Regions from separate parts of the Homo sapiens genome. Here region 2 is linked to region 1. A link is an interaction called in ENCODE POLR2A ChIA-PET data of the cell type or tissue named here. Cell type or tissue: PC-3. All regions are shown on one strand.

The links. Peaks named below come from ENCODE experiments on the same cell type or tissue, not always from the same donor. Only the 100,000 strongest peaks of a DNase experiment are listed, where the experiment ranks them.
Region 2: POLR2A ChIA-PET joins it to region 1 with 52 read pairs; 2 of 35 experiments call an interaction of 5 or more read pairs at or near these places.

What each region holds. Positions count from the first base shown.
Region 1 is chr10:234,351-242,350 of GRCh38, forward strand. ZMYND11 (zinc finger MYND-type containing 11) reads left to right here. Exons shown (of 15, transcript NM_001370100.5): 5 at 2,488-2,565; 6 at 3,235-3,327; 7 at 5,088-5,175; 8 at 5,706-5,761; 9 at 6,543-6,620; 10 at 7,671-7,789. Among named protein-coding and RNA genes, the nearest start is that of ZMYND11, 100 kb to the left of the region's middle. In PC-3, a CTCF peak has its summit at 4,922; a DNase peak (open chromatin) is centred at 4,971; H3K27ac peaks cover 771 bases.
Region 2 is chr10:541,025-549,024 of GRCh38, forward strand. All of the region lies in intron 1 of DIP2C (disco interacting protein 2 homolog C), which reads right to left. Among named protein-coding and RNA genes, the nearest start is that of DIP2C-AS2, 84 kb to the right of the region's middle. RefSeq lists an enhancer at 716-1,216. In PC-3, no CTCF peak of the experiment used is centred here; a DNase peak (open chromatin) is centred at 6,027; H3K4me3 peaks cover 364 bases; H3K27ac peaks cover 1,063 bases.

The DNA.
Region 1 (8,000 bases):
GGGACCACAGAGCCTAGAGCTAACATCCAGAGGGGAAGGGATTCCTGCCTTGTTGAAATGATGGAAGGCTGTGCATGATATTTAGTGAATATTAAAATTATATTTCAGCGCTACATAACAGTGTTGGTTGTATCTTTCCTTTGAATAATATGTTTCCTATTAAAGGAACTATAACCCCACTGATAGTATTACAAGACTTCTAACCTGGTGTAGATTGCTATTATGTCTGAGTTTAGATAAATTCATATTTTAATGACATTGATATTTGAAATCAGTTTTAATAGTGCACCCAGAGTTTGAGTTGGCATGAGAGAAGGCCATGTAGCTAGAAGCATGTGTTTTTATTCTCCTTTTAAGAAGAATGTACATTTTATAAGCGCCAAGAACAACGTAGCAATCTCCAGCCTTCTTACGTTTTCTCTTCCCTGTATCTGACAGTTCATCAAACTGCTTACTTAGTACAGAAAGCAGTGCACCGAAGCATGTCCATACTAGTAAGTAGCTGATTGATTGTGCTTCAGATCCAGGGAGAGCGCCTTCTGCAGTCCTGTGAGACATGCAGAATGCAAAAATGGAGGATCATTTTTTACTGTGGTCTAGTGTACAAGAGGTGCCCGCTAGTATTTCGCAAATGTGTGTGTGTGTGTGTGTGTGTGTGTGAAAAGCACTGGGGATCTTGTTAAAAAGGAGAGTGGTTTTAAGTGTTCTCACTACAAAAACCAGTTAGCTCTATTTCGCCATTGCACGTATTTCAAAACATCACATTGTACACCATTAAGTATATATAATTTCATTTTGTCAATTAAAATTTTTACAAAGTTTTTTAAAGAGTGGCTAACCAATGCTGCTGACTAAACAAATTTAATAACTAGAGTTCAATGTTTGTTTAAAGTTTTATCTCTCAACAGTGCCTGTGGCCAAATACTGTGCTAATAAATTGCTTGAGTGAGTTCTTCATATCCTCCTTCATGTGGCTGTGTCACTCATTTTAAATTCAGTTAAGTTCTTCTGTTAGTTTTCAAACAGAGAATTCTCAAGTTATATCAATTTGTCTCCCCCCGCCCCCACCAGAAAAAAAGATTATAAACCCAGGGCTCAGGAAATTTCATTGCACTTTATATTCCATATCTATGCCATGGACACTCTGTCTTGGCCATGCGTCAGTCACCTGAGGAATAAACAAATGAACAAGCAAATACGAATCACAGGCCCTGCCACCAGAAGTCACAACCCAGATGCTCAGCGAGTGAAGCCCAGCCACGTTGTATAAAAGTTTAGTCCATATCTCTGATGCGAGGCCAGGGTTGAGAAGAACTGCTCTGTAATTGGCGTAAACGGAGCAGCTGTGGGCACAGGCCACAAAGCGGCATAAGGAGAGGGCACTGACTGCGTTGCCAGAGAACCTAGGTGAGAAGTGGGGTCAGGAAGGTGCAGTGCAGACATGAGGTAAATGAAATTCAGTTTAGTTTCTCACTAATAAAATGTGTTTCCACTTGTTATTTAGATATTTTATGTGTTTATAAACAGTGTACGTACGTATAATCAATTCACTTAAGCCCTAGCTAAAAGTTCTCAGTTATGTGAGAAATATTTGTCCTTTCCTCTACTGTATTTAGTGTACTGAAGTGACTTCCTATGCTTACAGTTCTTTCAGGAAGAATTATACCATTGGGCAGAGAATCATTATCTAGTGACCTGAAAAAGTTAAAGCATCTATTAAAATAGTGGCCACACCCACTCATTTCCTCTGCAGTATGAACTGATGATGTTCGCGTGCCTGGAGTTTTGCCTTTGCTTCCTTTAGGCTGTTGTAATATCAGGGACTTTGACTAAGGAAATAGGCACACTTGTCCTTGTTTCCTAGCTGTTTAGAAATAACATGCGTAGAATCCTATTTTTTCTTCATGTGAAGTTAGACTTTTTTGGTGCAATAAATTGAGGAACCTAATTAGCTTGCAGGCTAGACTAAGAGTTGGAGTTATTACTGAGTAGATCCATGGTGCTCAGAAATGGAGATGTTAGTATGCAGCTGCGCTGTGCAAAGTGAGTGACACAGATTTTTAAAATTACCTTTTAAACGAAGAATAATGTTGTATTGAAATTCACCATTCATTATTGCTAATTTAAGATGTTCCCTCAAAGGACTTAGGCCATTGATATTGTTTGTAAAATAAGCGATTATCCCTTATGTCTATTATTTGTTTATCTAAAAATTAAGTTTTAAAATACCAAGAAAAGAAAAAATATATAATCCTGTAAGGATATTATATCAGGTACAACATAATATTTTAAAGTTCTCACCTTGTTACATTAGATGCTGTTTTTTTTATGCAAATGTCAAAGATTTCTGTCAGATATGTTGGAAAAAGAGCACTTTTAGTAAACTCTTTGCATACTATCTAAGTGTTTCATATATGTCTTTTACATGAATATAGACATAAGAATGATCAGATTTTGTACCTTTTTTTATTCTTTTTTTTTCAATAGAGCATTAAGAAGAAGAATACAAACAAACAGGAGATGGGCACATACCTCAGATTCATTGTCTCCCGCATGAAGGAGAGGGTGAGTCCTGCTCAGGGAATCTTTCAAAATATCCCAAAACACATTTTACTATGGTTCATTCTTTCAAAGTTGAATGATCGAGAAGTAACAAATATGTACATAGCAATATGAAGTGTGGAGAGCACCCCGTCATGTCATATTTCTTTTTTGCAGTAAACAGTTCTATAACAGGCAGTTAGATTTTCTTGTTTTGTCTGTTTTGGACATAGACATTTTGACATAAGCTACATGAGATTAGAAACATTTACATTTTTGAATTTCATTCATCAGAATGAACATTTTCATTGATGATGACTCTTTAAAATGAAAGGCAATTTTTCAAAATAACTATTCTATCACAACTTTAAGGAATGTCATATTAAACTATATAGTAGTATATGTACATTTTTTCTGTTAAGTTTTAAAGTACTTCCTCTGAGATTTTGCTTTAAAGGTAGAAAATATTGGCCGGGCGCCGTGGCTCCCGCCTGTAATCCCAGCACTTTGGGAGGCCAAGGCAGGAGGATTGCTTGAGCCCAGGAGTTCAAGACCAGCCTGGGCAAGATGGCAAGACCCTGTCTCTACAAAAATAAAAAATAAAAAGGTAGAAAATATTTTGAGCTTTAGGAATTGATGTCTTACCTGCCTTCCTTTAACCACATTTAAATTGATGTACTAACACCCTCTTAGGCTATAGATCTTAATAAAAAGGGGAAGGACAATAAACACCCGATGTACAGGAGGCTGGTGCACTCAGCTGTGGACGTTCCCACCATTCAAGAGGTAAAGTCGGTTTCTTTTATTTCCACTTCAAGTACATTTTCTTAACTAACAAGTTAAAGAATAATGTAGCAGTTAAGCAGATTTTGGTTGCTCTTCTTTCCTTGAAAGTGTACTTTTTTCCACTTCCTAAAACAAAAGACAGGCATAACTACCAAATGAAGCATTATTAATTTGTAAATTTCATGTGCTTACTCTAATGCAAATTAGGTGTCATCTTTAAAAGGCCTGGTTTTAAAGATGAGCAGCTTGTAGCTTCTTGATCCTTGTTGATTTAAGAAAATGCCTTACAGCCTGGGCAATTTAGCATTTCAGATGTAAAGAATGTTTTCCAGGTTTAGCAGTGGTACCTGAGAGTTCCTCTCAGAAAAAAAAGTAAAGCATAGAACTGATCTGCCGTCTTGGGAAACAATAAAATGAACAAAAAAAATTATGATTAGAAAAGTTAATTATTCTTAAAGGTCTTAATTTTACCAACTATAGCTGAGGATTGTTAGTTTGTTCACGTCCAGTAACAAATTGCAACAACATCCAGTAGAACACGTAGACATATTTGCAGTCAGGGTTACTGAATTACTGATTTTGCACCTCATGTGTCATGTTGGAAATTTAAAATCTTAACGCTTGGTCATTATAGCCTATAGGGAGACCACAGGAATAATTTTAAATCATCTTACAAGTTTCTTTTCTTTTTTTTTTTGAGACGGAGTCTCACTCTGTCGCCCAGGCTGGAGTGCAGTGGTGTGATCTTGGCTCACTGCAAGCTCTGCCTCCCGGGTTCACGCCATTCTCCTGCCTCAGCCTCCCGAGTAGCTGGGACTACAGGCGCCCGACACCACGCCCACCTAATTTTTTGTATTTTTAGTAGAGACGGGGTTTCACCGTTTTAGCCAGGATGGTCTCGATCTCCTGACCTCGTGATCTGCCCGCCTCGGCCTCCCAAAGTGCTGGGATTACAGGCGTGAGCCACCGCGCCCGGCCACAAGTTTCTTTAGTACCCAAGAAAGACTGTGGCTGTATTATTTCAATATAAGATAAGGGTAAATGAAGGTTTTTCCCTTAAAGTAACTGGTAAATCCTGGAACAAAACCAAGTAGTTTTAATTTTACCTCCTACCCCCAGCCATAGCCCCTTCTAAACTGTAAGACCTCTACAGAATATGTAAGAACCCAGACGCCCCTTCTTCCCCACTGCCTTTACTCATGCAGGTTCCTTCCTGTTGAAATCCTCTAAGATTTGTCACAGACAGGGACACCTGAGATGTTATTTTAAAATTATTTATAAACCAATTCCTAGCCCCAATTCAGAACTATAAATATATCTTAGTAGTTATGGTAAACTGTCACAGAGGCTAACAGTTCTGTTTTCAATCTCGATCCTCCTGTGTTGTAAAGAATGACAGGTGTGTGCTTAGGGTCTCACCGCCCACACTGGCCCAAGCATTCGTGCACTACCAAGCTTAGCAGCAGCTTTCTACATTATTGTCAAATGAGATGTTCAAGCCATTAAAGTTCACTCTGATAAATTAATGTAGTGTCTTTGTGGCTGCGGGATATCTGACCTGCCATGCTTCATTATACTATATTATTAAAACCGCAGGTGGCGTTGTTGGCTTCTTTTACACACATTCTCTGTCAATACTGTGGGATGGCAGTAGTCATCCTGATGTCATCCTAGAAAAGACTGCTTGTCCTGTGAACTTAGTCCAGACAAGTATTTTTACTGGTAACTCTTTTCGTCATTCTGTTTTTTGCCCTCTGCAGAAAGTGAATGAAGGGAAATACCGAAGTTATGAAGAGTTCAAAGCTGATGCCCAATTGCTTCTCCACAATACCGTGATTTTCTATGGAGGTTGAATATTTTTGTTTTTTTTGTATGCATTTTTAAACACACCATTTACATTCCATGTTGAACACTATCTTTTATAAAACATTACTTTCAAAGAATTAATACCTTAATGATCTACAAGTTTAGAGTATAAGGTTAGGAATATCTGGTGATATAGATTATAGAATGGACTGGCCAAAAACAAAATCATAGTATACTAAATGATGAAAACACAATTACTCTTTACAGTTTTATATGTATTTGTTTTAGCTGAGAGGTTTTTAATAAGCACTATGATTAATTCTGATCATTTCCCCACTAGTACCACATCATCCAAAGGTAAGGTCATTCTCTATACCCTGAGAATTAGTGGTTGTATTGGATGGAAAACAAAAGCTGCCTGTGTAATTTTATTTTGCTATCGTTATTTTAAATGGACATTTTGGTTTGAAATGGTAGATGTCTACTTTTGCAAACTGAAAGAAAAGGATAGTAACTTTGAGTCTTGTATTTGCAGACTATTGCTTATAGGTAATATCTATTTTTAATTACAGCAGACAGTGAGCAAGCTGACATTGCGAGGATGCTATATAAAGACACATGTCATGAGGTACTATTCATTGCCCAATAGTTATACTCTTTCTATAACTGAAATTAATTTATTTCAGGATTCCACTCTTATCTACATTTTAGTTGTGCCATTTCCTTTAAATGTCTTTTATTGCCGGGCGTGGGGGCTCACGCCTGTAATCCCAGCACTTTGGGAGGCCAAGTTGGGCGGATCACGAGATCAAGAGATCGAGACCATCCTGGCCAACATGGTGAAACCCTGTCTCTACTAAAAATACAAAAATTAGCTGGGTGTGGTGGTGTACGCCTGTAGTCCCAGCTACTCGGGAGGCTGAGGCAGGAGAATCGCTTGAACGTGGAAGGTGGAGGTTGCAGTGAGCCAAGATTGCGCCACTGCACCCCAGCCTGGTGACAAAATGAGATTCTGTCTCAAAACAAAACAAAAAAAGGTCTTTTATTTTCATGTTTGACATACATGAGGCAAAGGTAAGGACTGCTGTGATTGGCAGCAGATATTGTTACCTTCCTGAGGAATATTCAGTCTGAAGTGCTAACCAGTGAGGTCCGGGCAGGGCCCAGTCAGACCAGCCTCAGCTTCTGTTCCAACTGTGGCCTGAGACCAGCGACATGGTTCTAAGAGGACAGTGACAGGGTCTTCCAGTACCATTTATTGAAAACTTTAAAATTTAGGCTTAAAAGATTAAGAAACAAAATTCAACACTATTTATATACGTGAATGTTAATTTACATGGATACATTTTATATAGTTTAATGTGTATGTATATTTTATGTAGGCTAAAGTAGTTTCTTTTCTTTTTCAGCTGGATGAACTGCAGCTTTGCAAGAATTGCTTTTACTTGTCAAATGCTCGTCCTGACAACTGGTTCTGTTATCCTTGTGTATGTGAAATTTTTACCTCAAGTGTGTAACATACAGCTCTAAGGAAGTTTATTTCCAGTTTGGTTAAAGATTATAATTTTCTTCCTAAATTTTTAAAATATCATAGTATATATGGGTTTAATGAGTATAAACAACTGAAAAAAAGTAACAGGGCTTGTTATCCATTTCTGATTTTAAAATGAGATACTGAATAAAAATAAATATTGGGTCCTTTTTCTTTTTGAGACAGGGTCTCACTCTGTCGCCCAGGCTTGAGTGCAGTGGTGTGATCTCAGCTCACCGTAGCCTTGACCTCCTCCAGGCTCAAGTGATTCTCCCACCTCAGCCTCCAGAGTAGCTGGGACCACAGGCACACGCCACCACACCTGGCTAATTTTTGTATTTTTTGTAGAGATGGGGTTTTACCATGTTGCTCAGGCTGGTCTCAAACTCCTGAGTTCAAGCAGTCCTCCCGCCTCGGCCTTCCAAAGTGCTGGGATTACAGGCATGAGCCACCACACCCAGCGTCTGGGTCCCTTAATAAAGTGAATTTTTGTTTCTCCTTTCATCCTTTCACAAGAGACCTAAGGCTTTGCCTTTGTCTGTAGCTGTATAATTTCCCCAAAATAATACAGCTTCAAACCGTGCACTGACAAAGGGAATTCTGAGCATTCTTGGCCGGCAGCCTTGGCTGCCTGAGAGAAGCCAGCCCTGTGAAGACAGTACTGTGCCAGCCTAAAATTTCCCCATTTCTAACAAATTCCCAGGGGTGCTGGAGCTGCTGGCTCCCCAGCTGCACTTGGCCAAGCGGGTGCTCTTGTTTGCCACCGTCATACATGTGGATGGCCTTGCTCCAGTCCCGACCTCTTCTGAGGAATAAGGTTCATGTTGGCACTCTGATGCAAATATAAAATCAGTCAATCCCAGAAAAAAAATCTCGTATGTGTTTAGGAGTTATGAAAGAAATATTTTAGAAATAATGGATTATATGTGACTAGTTTAATATTAATGGTACACTTGCATTTAATACTTTAAAAGTAATATAACAAGGTAAAACATTTAATTTCCAGATACCTAATCATGAGCTGGTTTGGGCTAAAATGAAAGGTTTTGGGTTTTGGCCAGCCAAAGTCATGCAGAAAGAAGACAATCAAGTCGACGTTCGCTTCTTTGGCCACCACCACCAGAGGTAATTTGTGATCCCATGTTCAGCGGTCACAGCTGTGCTTATGAAGTCCTTAAGAAAGTTTGATGATTTCTCCATCAGAGATGCATGAAGTTTATTTTAAATTGGAAAAAAAAAACACATTATGCATCCAAGAATACGTTCCAAGATAAATTGTTTCCAGATATTTTTCAGATATTGTGTACTAAACAGGAATTTTTAATAACTGACACTG
Region 2 (8,000 bases), 310 kb after region 1:
GCTGGGGAGCCACAACACCCGATGCTGGGGAGCCACAACACCCGATGCTGGGGAGCCACAACACCCGATGCTGGGGAGCCACAACACCCGATGCTGGGGAGCCACAACACCCGATGCTTGGGAGGCACCTGGGCAGGAGCTGAGAATGTACCAAACACGTTCTACCACGCAACATTCATGGACCCTGAGTCCGGCCACCACCGCCGACATCCACTCTGGCTGAGGTGTCCTCTGTCACAGACACACACACCCTGCCGAGGACAGTGCACAGGTTAAATGTCAAAGCACAGACATGCTCAGGTCCAGCTGCTCAGCCAAAAGCAAAAACACATTTCCCAGACACCACAGCTTGACCTTCCACCTGACCACACCCATCTCTCCTGCACCCCACATCGTGACCCTCCACCCGACCACACCCGTCTCTCCTGGACCCCCCCGAGTGACCCTCCACCCCCATATCTCTCCTGGATCCCACAGCATGACCCTCCACACTGACCACACCCATCTCTCCTCGACCCCACAGTGTGACCCTCCACCTGAACACCCCCATCTCTCCTGGATCCCACAGCGTGACCCTCCACATGACCACACCCATCTCTCCTGGACCCCACAGCGTGACCCTCCACCCGACCACACCCGTCTCTCCTGGAACCCCAAGAGTGACCCTCCACCTGACCACCCCCATCTCTCCTGGATCCCACAGCATGACCCTCCACACTGACCACACCCATCTCTCCTGGACCCCACAGCGTGACCCTTCACCTGACCACACCTGTCTCTCCTAGACCCCACAGCATGACCCTCCACCTGACTGCACCCTGTCTAGTGCATCCCTGCACCTGTCTCTCGGCCCCCCTCACCTCACTTCCTCACCTTCTCGTCGGGTCAAGCACCAACAATCCGCTGTGTGCCTGGTGCACTGAGCCTTGTCAGGGGCCTCTGGGCCGCGTGCCAGGACACGCCCCTGGGGACTCCCAGTGCACACGTTGGTCTCCTGCACACTTGGCTCTTCTATCTGCGGGAGCCGGCACCCACCCCTACAACTGACTGCACTCTCAGAAAAGTCCCAGAAGACCCCTCACCAACCCAGCAACACCTTGAGGCCACATCCCACTTGCCTGCTGGCTCCTGAACCTCCCCCACCCTGTGACGGCTCACTCCCTCCTGAGCTCCTTCTGCTCCCTGCCTGCCTCTGCGAGTTACCTCCTGGGCGATGCCAGGTGACGGTAACATCAACCAGGAGGCACTGCTGAGAAGCAGAAAGCATGGTGCAGTGCCCAGAACGTCATGTCCCTCAACAGATGCTCTATGTCTTCTCCTCCTCTCCTGGCAGAGCTTTGCTGTAGGAAGAAGGCCATTCCTCCAGTGCTGCTACTTCCAACACTGGGGAAAACAAGCTTCAGAAAGGAACGGTGTCAAAGAGGCAGGACCCACCAGCAGGACTGCCAGCGGCCAGACGACCACAGCCCCAGCATTCCCCAGCCACTACGGCCGACAGCCCAGGCTCCAGAAATGCACAGCTTCAACCTTCAGAGTAAAAACCCTCCCAAGCCAACTATTTCTTCAACAATCGGATTGGGGAATGGAGGGTTCTAACCCTGCCCCTCTCTATACCACAGATCATCAGATCCCAGTTCTTATCAGATTGGGAAGTGGGGGGTTCTGACCCTGTCCCTCTCTATACCACAGGTCATCAGATCCCAGTTCTTATCGGATTGGGGAGTGGGGGGTTCTGACCTTGTCCCTCTCTATACCACAGGTCACCAGATCCCAGTTCTTATCAGATTGGGGAGTGGGGGGTTCTGACCCTCCCCCCTTCTCTATACCACAGATCATCAGATCCCAGTTCTTACGGGATTGGGGAGTGGGGGGTTCTGACCCTGCCTCTCTATATACCACAGATCATCAGATTCTAGTTCTTTTCTAAGCCCAGCACTTTGCTTCTGCCACATGCAGTCATCCTCAGCACCAGGAAAAGTCAAACATTGAGTGATGACGATGACACCAATACCAAAAGTCAGAAACATTGAGTGATGATGATGACACCGATACCAACACATGCGGCTCTGGCAGCTTTGGTAACTCGCTGCACAGATACAACTGGACAGCAGTGAGATCCATGGACATCACCAGTCTTCGCAAGGATCGTGTTCCTGAATCTTCTGCGTTAGGAATAACCGTCTCCTTTGCAAGGGCTGAACCATGCTTCCCACTCGCCTGTCCTCTGCCTTCACCAGCTTTGTGCGCATTTCCGGGCAAGTGTCTGTGCAGGTGCCATCACTGATTTCAGTAGCGAGAACGTACACAGACACCACACAGAAATGGGTAACCCTGTTAGGAGCTGTGCAGGGAGATCTAACTCATCAGATGTGCCAAATTCCTGTTGCCATGGAAATTAAACTGACGTTGCCGTGACCACATCTCTTACTGCACCACTAAAGACCATCTGGGTAAGAGGAAAGTGCTTCTGCAGAGCATTCAGCTCACGTTTACATGTCCGTTTTCCCTGAATACGGTTGTTACGTGAGATAGAAATCAGTAAGATAGGCTGTAACATATAGTATGGATCGTTGTGTCTCCTAGGCTCAAACACATCCTTTAAGATCCTCAGAAAATGAAGTTTAACTCTCTGGGGACATGAGTTACATAGTAACATGTTTTGGATACAGTCTCTTTCGCATTCTAAATATCAACACCAAATAAGTTCTTTAGTTTCTTTTTACATTGAAAAGCATTTACAAACCATAAAATCCCCCATATTAAAGGGTACAATTCAGTCTTTTTAGCATATTCTCAAAGCTGCACAACAATCACCACTAGTATTTAATTCTGGGACTTTTTCACCACCCGCAAAAGAAACCTTGAATCCATTAAGAGTCAGCACCTGCTGCTTCCTTCCGCCAGCCCCTGGCAATCGCCAGCCGACTTCTGTTTCTCTGGATTTGCCCACTCTGGACGCCTGTCGTGAGTGGGCACATAGTGCGTGACCTTTGACGTGACCTTTGGTGCCAGCATCTTTCACGTTCAAGGTGACTGGTATCGTACAGTGCGTGACCTTTAGCATGACCTTTGGTACTGCCATCTTTCACATTCAAGGTGAGTGGAATCGCACAGTGCGTGACCTTTGGTGTGACCTTTGGTGCCGGCATCTTTCCCGTTCAAGGTGAGTGGAATTGCACAGTGCTTGACCTTTGGTGTGACCTTTGGTGCTGGCATCTTTCACATTCAAGGCTCATTGGAGCACATGTTCTTTTGTTCCTTTTTACGGCTGAGTGATACTCCATTGTGTGCAAATTTTCTTTATCCACTCATCTGTTGACAGACATCTGGGCTGTTTCTACTCACTGTTACGAATAATGCTGCTATGAAGATTCTTGCATAAGATTTTTTTGTAAAAACGTTTTCAGTTTTCTTGGGCATATGCCTGGGAGTGAAATTGCTGGGTCGTACAGTGATTTTATGCTTAACTTTTCTGAGGAACTGCCAGACTTTTCCAAAGCAACTGTACCATTTTCCTTCCCCTCCCACTAGCAATATATACAGATTCCAATTTTCCCATCTTCACCAACATGTCACCGTCCAGTACTGGGGTTTTACCCATCCCAGTGGTTGTGAAGTGGTATCTCACGGTGGTTTTCATTTTCATTTCTAAGATGACTAATTCTGTTAAATATCTCATGTGCTTTTTAAGGCATTTATGTATCTTTCTTTGGAGAATGTCTATTCAAATCCTTTGTCCATTTTTAAATTGGATTTTCTTTTCATTGCTGAGTAAGTTTTTAAAGATATTCTTGATATCAGGCCCTTATTGGGATAATGTGTCTTGTTCTGTGGGTTGTGTCTTTTTACTTTAATAGTAACCTCTGAAATGAACATTTTTAATTTTGATACTGTCTTTTCCCCTTCAGTTGCTTGTTATGCTTTAGACATCTCATCTAAGGAACCATTGCTTAATTCAACGTAACAGTTTCACCTGGATTCTCCCCTAAGGGTGTAATGAGCTGAACTGTGTCCCCGCAAGATTCCCATGTTAAAGCCACAACCCCTAGAAACTCAAAATGTCACAGGGCCTTTAACGTGACAATTTAGGTCCCATAAGATCTTAAGAGTAGGCCCTGATCCAACATGACTGGTGTTTTCCCTTTTTTTTTTTTTTTTTTTTTTTGAGTTTCACTCTCTCTGTCCAGGCTGGAGTGTAGTGGCATGACCTCAGCTCACTGCAACCTCCGCCTCCCAGGTTCAAGCAATTCTCCTGCCTCAGCCTCCTGGGCAGCTGGGACTACAGGCACCTGCCACAACGCCCAGGTAATTTTTGTAGTTTTAGTAGAGATGAGGTTTCACTGCTGATCTGTAACTCCTGACCTCAGGTGATCCACCCACCTCGGCCTCCCAAAATGCTGGGATTACAGGTGTGAGCCACCACGCCCAGCCATGACTGGTGTTCTTATAATAGAGAATTTAGACACACAGAGTCCTCAGTGCTGCACACACATAAGAGAAACCCATGAGGACACAGAGAAGACGCCGTCTACACAGAATGGGGTGAGGACCCGGAGGATCGAACCCTGCCTGCACCTTGACCCCAGGCTTCCAGCCTCCAGAACAAAGGAAATAAGATGCTGTTTAAGCCTCACAGTCTGCGGTGTCTGTTACGGTACCCAGCAGACTGACAAAATGGGTCTCACAGTATCGACTCTTACACTGGATCCATTTTGAGCTATTTTTTTGTGTAGGGTGAGGGAGGGTGCAGTCCATCCTTTTCCATGTGGATATCCAGTTGTCCCAGCACCACTAAGTTGCGAAAGGAAAAAAGTAAAGCAACCCCTTACAACCTTTCTCCATCAACAGATTAGAAGGTACACTGAAGAATCATGGACAATTTGTTGTCGGTTTAAGCCGGTGGTTTTCAAACTTTTGGGTCTCAGGAACCCTTTACAGTTTATTAAAGATCACAAAAAGCTTTCTCATGAGGCCGGGCATGGTGGGCTTATGCCTGTAATCCCACCCAGCACTTTGGGAGGCCAAGGCAGATGGGTCACTTGAAGTCAGGAGTTCCAGACCGGCCTGACCAACATGGTGAAACCCCATCTCTACTAAAATAATAAAAATTATCCGGGCTTGGTGGTGGGTGCCTGTAGTCCCAGCTACCTGGGAGGCTGAGGCAGGAGAATCACTTGAACCCGGGAAGCAGAGGTTGAAGTGAGCCGAGGTCACGCCACTACACTCCAGCCTGGGTGACAGAGCAAGACTCTTAAAAAAAAAAAAAAAAAGTAACAAATTTATTTTAAAATAATAAAGTCATTACATGTTAATAAACAGCACAGTCTTAAAGAAAAAACCATTTTCCAAAATAAGCAGCAGTGTGGCAACAGTTTGTGCTGCTGTGAGAACACCTAACGCCTCTCTGCACCTCGGACAGCAGGGTTCTCATGCCTCCATCTGCGTTCAGTGGGCTGCAGAACTCTGGTTGAAGTTTATGAAAAATGTCTGATCCCATGCTATATACAGTTAGGAAGAAGTATTTTTCACTGTGCTTTCACATAGTTTTAGGTATTCTCTGCTGCCAAATGTCACAAGCGGCACTTCCATGCAGGCTGTCTGCAACGCAGAGTCTGGACCCTGGTCGACGGGCCTTTCTGCCCCAATTCCTTTTAAGCGGACTGGTCTGTCCTGCACTTGAGTGGCTCTTTTACCAGCACACGATTTTGTAACTGGTTAGAAAACACTGGTTCAGAGTTATGAGCAGCTTCCACATTTCATTATGTCAAAAAAAAAAATCACATCAATATCACCACTGATCACATGAGAAAGTGGCAGACACAAGATTTGTATATTTTAATATTCACTGGAAAGCTCCAATGGCTATCATTGGGAATAACGTAAGGTATTTTCCTTGAGATGAAAGAATCAATTTGTTCATTTTTCAGGCCACACCTGCAAATACCTATCTCTTAAGTGGCAGAGTTTGTAAGTCATTCTTTAGATAAAGAAGGCCATTAGTGGAAGAAGCGGTTCTGCAGGTTCATGGGAGAGCACTTGGTGCCTCTGAGCTAAGATAACCATCAAATCCTCGGAAGACGCACCTCTGCATACTTCCTGTTTCTCATTCAGAACATTCCAGAGGGAACCCGGAATCCCGGTGCTGCAGCGGGACTGAAGTTTGCTCTCACCCACACAATAAACCCAGGGAGCTCCCCCAGCCCCCATCGCGAGGCCACAGCCTTGGTCCTCTGATCCAGGAGGGCTCCTGCAGCTCCAGCCTACAGGGAGAAGCATGCACCCACACATCAGAAAGCCCTCCCAGGCCCAGCGAGCACTTCTGCTTATGTGCCAGCCAAGTGTGTGTAACAGGGCCACAGCCAGCTGTGAGGCAGGCAGTGAGGTACCCAGCAAATACTCAGGGCTCACATCACTGAGAAGGAAGGAAGGTTGACAGCGAAGTACCCAGCAAATACTCAGGCCTCATGTTACAGAGGAGGAAAGCAGGCAGACAGTGAGGTACCCAGCAGGGTTCACATTATCCAGGAGGAAGGGAGGGTGGAGAAAAAGGGGCTGGAACAGTCTCTGTCATGAGCTTTAGCATTTACAAGGCTTGCTGAAGATTATCCGATTTGATCTTCACAATAGCTCACAAGATAGGCAGAGGCATGACTTTTCAGAGATCCAGAGAACTGATGATGACCACGTGCTTTTCCCACAGGCTCCCAGAAATCATCCTCAAATCATCTCTCAGTTTATACATGTGATAAAATCTCAGTCACGTCCCCTCTCTGCAGGGGGATTTTAACGCTGCCCTGCTGTTCCATCGCACCCCTGCCCTCTCCTGCATTTCATCCATGCCCACCATCCCTGGGGAGCCCACACCACCCCACCCGCAGCTGCTGATGGCTTGGGTCACCCTTATCTCTCATTTCCACCTGCAGGGACCTGTTCTGCCTTCAAATGCAGCTCAAACCCACTCATTGTGTGAAGCCTTTTTCAGCCATCACAACTGTCACATGTAAAAGCAGTCTGCAATGCTTCATTTAGGAGGTGCTTGTGTTGCCTCATTGGCTGTGATCAGGACCAAATTCTGAGCAAACCAGGTGGTGTGGTGGTCCCCTGTCCCCACCTCTGCCCCAGTGCACCTAAAACAAGGATTCCTGGAAGCACCTTTTCAGTCCAATTCACACGAGTCTGCCCCACCCCCCCCCCCACAGGAAAGCCCTGGTGGTCAGGGCTCAGGGCCCCCAGGTGGGTAAGGAGAGCTTGGTGCCCTCTCTGGAGTTGTCGCCCAGAGACCTACGGCTGGAAGGGAAGAAACTTGCATCCTGTGAAACATCCAGCCCCGAGACCCACTCAGGAGCAGAAGACGGGAAAAGAGCATCGAACAGCCCCTCGGGAGGGCAGTCAGCAGGAGCCGCGGAGGCCACCGGGATGGAGGGAGGGAGGGAGGGAGGGAGGCAGGCAGGCAGGCAGTGAGGCCAGAGGTGATGTGGCCAGGAGGGAGGGAGGGAGGCAGGCAGGCAGGCAGGCAGGCAGCGAGGACAGAGGTGATGTGGCCGGGAGGGAGGTGATGTGGCCAGAGGTGACGTGGCAAGGGTTATGGGGGTGACATGGTGTGGTGGGGGGAGGAGATGTGGCCAGAGGTGATGTGGCCGGGGGAGGAGACATGGCTGGAGGGAAGCGACAAGAGGGGTCTCCAGGCCTCAGACTGTGGAGCTTTCACGCTCGCACAACCTCACAGACTGTGCCTGATTTATGGATGACATTTTAATTAAGATGTTACATCTAACTTTAAAGAAAAGTAGTTATTTAGAACCATTGTGTATGTTTAAAGCACGGTACAAATATAGCACATTTCCCAAACCAAAGAACAGTGCATTGCAGGAAAAAATAGCAGCTCACAAAAAAAAAAAAAAAAAAAAAAAAAAAGTGAGTAAAGAAAAAATTCATTTAAGATCAGAAATAAAGATCCTACAGCTCTTCTAGTCCAATCCCCCACCCTAACGTGAATGGGG